Linked DNA regions of Homo sapiens: region 1 is linked to region 2. Evidence: chromatin loops called from intact Hi-C (ENCODE). Cell type or tissue: chondrocyte. All regions are shown on one strand. Each heading gives the region's core, and the rest is flanking DNA. Links, peaks and the distances in the headings are about the cores only. Region 1 has its middle 1.5 kb from the start of LINC01139. Region 2 has its middle 170 kb from the start of LINC01139.

Region 1 (2,929 bases), core at 256-2,755, 170 kb before region 2:
CCACACAGAAAGAAGAGAGGCCAGGCTCCTCCCCGCTGCAAACAGCATGAACTTCCTGAGGTTCCACCCCAGTGTGCAGGCCGGTTGGAGTTTTTCTGGGGATCCGCTCCCACCTGGCTGTCTCGCATGCTTTTTTTCTTTTTCCTTTTTTTTTTTAGTGAAAGTTCATACTCTGGCTAAATGTACAGGAATTCCAGAATATTAAATTCCAGTGGTGATTGCCTGTCAGGGAGGTAATGGGAGGTGATAGAGAGTGAATACAGTCATGGCATATTTTTTCTTTAAGCTCTATATCTTGTTATACAATTTGTTTTCCTGACCTATCTGGAATTTCCCTGCTCTCATAACAGCTTCCCCATGATCCATTCATACCAGCTGGAAAATTCTACTTGGACTTGTTAGTGTTAAGTCTTTGAGGAATAGCCTCCTTAAGGAAACAGCAGAAATGTCATTTTGTTTATTCTTATGGCATCCAGAATCCTGTTTTACTGAAAAGTTTAATGCCACGTTCTTGGATCATTGTGGCTTCCATTCCCAGAGCCTCTGCTGCTTGTCCTCAGGGTGTTTCCGTGGCTTGAAACCCTATTAAAAATCCTTCCCTGCTTAATTGTTTTAAGCAGCTTCTTTTGAGGATCTCTTATCTATTAGTTAGTAAAGACAAATCTTCCTTCCCTTCACATTCCCTTGTTTGAAACAACTCTTTATGTATTTTTGGCACTTAATTATTTAATTATAAGTGAATATAATTTTTTAAAGAAAGTCAGTTGACAGTTTCTTTGGGGGCATTTATTTTTTTTATTTTATTTTTGGTCGGAGGATGTTTATGCTGGGATTCATTCTGATTTCCTTCTCCTTCCTTGCCCTGACATGTCCCCAGAATGCCTCCTCTTCTAAAGTCAAGATGATCACCTTAATTTCCTGCCCTTCTATGGCAAGTTAACACAACCTTCTCCAAATCTGGGCCCAGGCCCTGAAAAGCTCTTGATCACTCCTATAGTAAGAAGGCTGCAGATGTTTTCCCTAGGCTTGGGCTTGGGTAGATGCTGTTGATGGCTACAAGTTCAGAGCTCTTTTCTAGAGATGTAAACTCATTTTTAAGTTTTCCTACTCACCCACCAGGAGACTTTTTCTATTTACTAGGAGCGGGAAATTAATGCAGAAAAGACGGTGAGGGACTGATTTCTGTAGTGTAGCAATGTAGGGGGTAGGGGAAATGTGTAATTCTTAGTAGCCTAAGTGCCTGCAGTAGAAACGTTATGGACCGTACCAGTGTGCAAATGAAAAACTCTGCATTAATACCCATGCAATGTTCATGTTGTCACCAGATTTGATTCTAGAAACATTTCCTACAGGACTGTTTACTGCATTTTATTGTTGAATACTCTCAGCTTCAGGTGAAACACACTGAAGTGTGAAATGGTCAATTATAACTGGATAAACAAAGTTGCTTGGATAAAATATTATTAAACTGGGTGGGTGGTTGTTTAGTGTTCATTTTTCTTTATCTCAGGGCAGGGGGTATACGGAGTAGAAGAAGGGTTTGGCACTTTAGGAAGATGACTTTGTGAGCAAATTCACAGTTACCAAGACCAAAAAGACCTTATAAGTCAATTTCATGCTGAGTTGTTTAAAACCATTTTCACATCAAATATTTCATAACTTCCCTACTCTGTAGAATCTTTCAAAGTTTGAATTTCTATGAGGTAGACCTTACACGATATTCCCCCTTTAATACCATTGGAGAATTAATTTAATCTTGGGAAATACTCTCAAACATTGATACTTTGGAAAGTAAATTCAGAAGGGAATATCAGGAACATAATTTTAAATGGTTTTTAATACATACCCCTGAAGCTTGAGATAGGTATCACACTTTGATGCATATCCTGTGTTTGCTGAAATATCACTTATGAAACCTGTGATTCCTTGACTGAGAGCTTCATTTAGTATCTTATTTATGATTTGCTAGCTGATGGTGCTCCAAAGAAGTGCTTATCTCAAGCCGTATGAGTAATATTTCTGAAGTATTTTTTGAGATCATAGCAGATAGGAATTTCTGACAGTATAGACTGGTATTTTCTGGGACATCTGCCTGCAATTAGAATTTTATTTGGGACTAAATTTACCCAAGATTGGGAAACAAACTTTCTCCTTGTAACTCTCCTATTCATTTTTCAAGTAGTAATGTCATCCTTCAGACACTTTCAATTAGTGGTCTTTGTGGTGTTTTGTGGAGTTTGATGGCTATGGAGGCTAGGAACATAAAAACTTTATGTAAACCATAACTATCATTTGTTTTTGGTGTTCCAAAAGAGATTTGTGAGCAAACAGTGATGGCAAATAGAAATTCCCTTCCCAATTTGTTGGCTGGTGTGCCTAACCTTCTACGTTTCATGGCTGCAAGAGACACAGAGTGAAGGTTATTCAAGTGCACGGGTATATATGACAAATAGAAGAAAAGAGGAAGGTAGGGAGAAAGAGGAGAGAGAGAGAGAGAGAGAGAGAAAGAAAGAGAGAGAGAGAAATTAGAGTTAGAGCTGCCTGGTGAGATGAAACAGAAAAGATGACCTCAGTTATTACTTAAACTCATGGCTCTTAACAAACTGTACCTCCTGGAATCAGATAAGCATCCTCTTGAAGTGAAGCCTAAAGTCACCATACTGACTCTAGATGTTTCTTAGCTATCAAGAAAGCCCTGTTGATTGCTCAAATGCAAAAATGTTTAAATGTTGGTTCCAGGGATTCTATGTTTATATATGTTGTCTTTCTTTTTTTTTTTTTTGACATGGGTTTCTTGCTCTGTCACCCAGGCTGTAATGCAATGGTGTGATCATAGCTCACTCTAGCCTCATACTCCTGGGCTTAAGCGATCCTAAGTAGCTAGGACTACAGGTGTGTGCCACTACACCTGGCTAACTTTTTTTATTTT
Region 2 (2,929 bases), core at 187-2,686:
AATTTAAAAGGAAACCACTGAAAATAACATCAGAAAACATCAAATACCAAGAAAACATTTACTAAAATTGTTTAAGTGACTCCAAAAAGTGCCTCACGGTTCCAAGACAAATTGTTGATGATATCAATAAATGGAAGGTATACCATGTTCAAGGTTTAAATTACTCAATTTGTAAATATTTTATATCTTCATAAATCCATTTATAGAGTTAATATATTCCCAATAAATATTCCAATAAGCAGTTTTGTTGAAATTGAAAACTGATTCTACAATATTTAAACAGATAAAATTTGGAAAGCATATACTACCGGATATCAAGGCTTGCTATAATGCCATAACAAGTAAAACAACTTGATGTGGGCGAAAGTAAAGATGAATCAATCAATGGAAGAAAAATGGGTTCCTGAAACACTTAAACACATATAGTTATTTGATTTACCTAAATGTCACTGAAATACAGGGAATGAAACAATAGTCTTCCAGTAAAAGACGTTAGGTTTATTTGATACATATAGAGAAAAACACATTAAAAAGTACCTCACAAAGACAGAAGCAGCTCCAGACAGAGTTTTGTCCTAAATGTGAAGGGTAAACTATAAAACTGCTTAGTGATAACACGATAGATTATCTTCATGATCTTGGGGCAAACAAAGATTTGTTGAAGGAAATGAAAGCCCACTAAGCAGACATGACAGTTTTTATAACTTCGGCTTCCTTAAAATTAAGAACTTTTGTTTTCAAATAATTTTCATATATCAAACAATAGACTTGCATTCAAAATGTATGAAGAATTCCTTCAGATCCATAAGAAAAGAGGGAAAACCCTCTCAAATAAATGGAAAATAATTGGTCAGGCGTGGTGTCTCACGCCTGTAATCCCAGCACTTTGGGAGGCTGAGGCGGGTGCATCGCCTGAGGTCAGGAGTTTGAGACCAGCCTGGCCAACATGATGAAAGCCGTCTCTACTAAAAATACAAAAACTAGCTGGGTATGGTGGTGCATGCCTGTAATCCCAGCTACTCGGGAGGCTGAGGCAGGAGAATTCCTTGAACCCAGGAGGCAGAGGTTACAGTGAGCCAAGACTGTGCCATGGCACTCCAGCCCGGGTGATAGAGTGAGACTCTGTCTCAAAAAAAAAAAAAACAAAAAAAAAAGGAAAGAAAGAAAACGGAGAAAAATGGAAAATAGTCTTGAATAGGCAGTTGACTAAAGATGATGAGGAAATACTCAAGAATCCTATGAGAAAACACCCAATAATCCTATGAGAAAACACTCAATAATCCTATGAGAAAATGCTTGCCTCATTTGTCATCGATAATTTTCAAATGAAAACCAAAATGAGATACCCATTTATACCTAATGGAATAGACTAAAAATAAATGCAAAATAAATTGACACTAAATAATGAGCGTCTAATACTCTCAAATATTCTGAAGTACAAATTTGGGCAGGAAAAAAATCGCAGTATTCACTAAACTGAACAAAAGCATACTCTATGACTCAACAGTTTCACTTACTGGAATCTACCCAACAGACATGCGGCCATAAGTCATCAAAAGCCATGTACATGAATGTTTGTATTGGCTTCCTTATTTACAACGAATATCTGGAATTGATTAAAATGTGTATCAACACTAAAATGGAAAAATACTTTTAATATATTAATAAAATGGAATCCCATACATCAATGAAGAAGAAAACTAATACTACTGCTATTTGGTCGTAATACTGAGTATGTGCTTTATATAAAGTATGTGAAATTTAAGCAGGCAAAACTATTCTATTTTATATATATATATATATACACACTATTCTATATAATGTGAGGGCTCAGAATATTATTTACTTTTGTGTGTAAGTTAATAACTGATATCCATAAGAGAAGCTTCTGGGGTATTGATTATGTCCTATATGGTTACATGGCTTTATTTACCTTGTAAAAGTTCACGAAACTCTAGATTTATGATATATGCAACTTATTGTATGCATGTTATGCATCAATTTAAACAATTGAAAAATCTCCCCAGCTTGCACATATTAGCATAATTTTGGTAGGAATACCTACAGGGGCCAGCGATGTAACAAGGACCATCTAAATTAGAAATGAGGCAACCTATATGTAGCTCCAACTAAATGCTATCATTCAGAATTGCAAATCTAGTGTTGTCATATTAAGAAAGCTAGACATTTTAGATTTTTTGTGAAATTTTCTCGTTTTAAGTGTTTCTGTTTTATCCCCACTCCCAAACAGTATGTTAACATAAAAAACACAAAACGTGTTTTATCTAGGAGCAAACGTTTTGTGCTCATTGAAATTTTGGTATGATTATTACAATCTTGATAACAGATGTCTTTCCTCTGTAATTTTCTTAAACAGAGAAATGTAGACCTGTCCTTCGGTTATTGTTAGGGCAACCTCAGTGCTGCATTAGTATTGTTTTCTATTGTGGTATCTTTCCTTTCTGCTACCTCAGCTTTCACAAGTCATTTTTATTCTTTTTTGCCAGCTCAGCTGACCATCGTGAATGTTATTCTGTACTGAATCATCAGTATAGAATGGTTGCAATTCAATTAGCTGTCAGGGTATATAACCTCAAATCTACTCCTGGTCAATATTTATGAAATGCTCAGCTGAGAGGCACAATATTTATGGAAAAGTTTCTGAAAGGTAAGCAGTGCACTCATTCTCTGAATGCTCTTAATAGCTACCCATAAATTAATCCATAGTACAAGTGTACCACCCACCTAGACCACAGAATTTTGCCACCTCCTAATACAACAGAATTTACAGAATTGCCTTTTGGCCATATGCCATAAGCATACAATGAGAGATAGAGTAAGAAACCTCCCTAACACATTTGTTGCATTTATGCTACATAACTGTTTTTCCAATGATGAATCACCATAGAAATATCTCTTGAACCCAAGC

Evidence for each region. Peaks named below come from ENCODE experiments on the same cell type or tissue, not always from the same donor. Only the 100,000 strongest peaks of a DNase experiment are listed, where the experiment ranks them.
Region 1: a loop joins it to region 2, with 2.1 times the contacts of the local background. A loop is called at or near these places in 2 of 110 quality-filtered maps.

The regions. Positions count from the first base shown.
Region 1 is chr1:238,486,022-238,488,950 of GRCh38, forward strand. No RefSeq gene overlaps it. Among named protein-coding and RNA genes, the nearest start is that of LINC01139, 1.5 kb to the left of the region's middle. In chondrocyte, for the core only: no CTCF peak of the experiment used is centred there; no DNase peak of the experiment used is centred there.
Region 2 is chr1:238,651,299-238,654,227 of GRCh38, forward strand. No RefSeq gene overlaps it. Among named protein-coding and RNA genes, the nearest start is that of LINC01139, 170 kb to the left of the region's middle. In chondrocyte, for the core only: no CTCF peak of the experiment used is centred there; no DNase peak of the experiment used is centred there.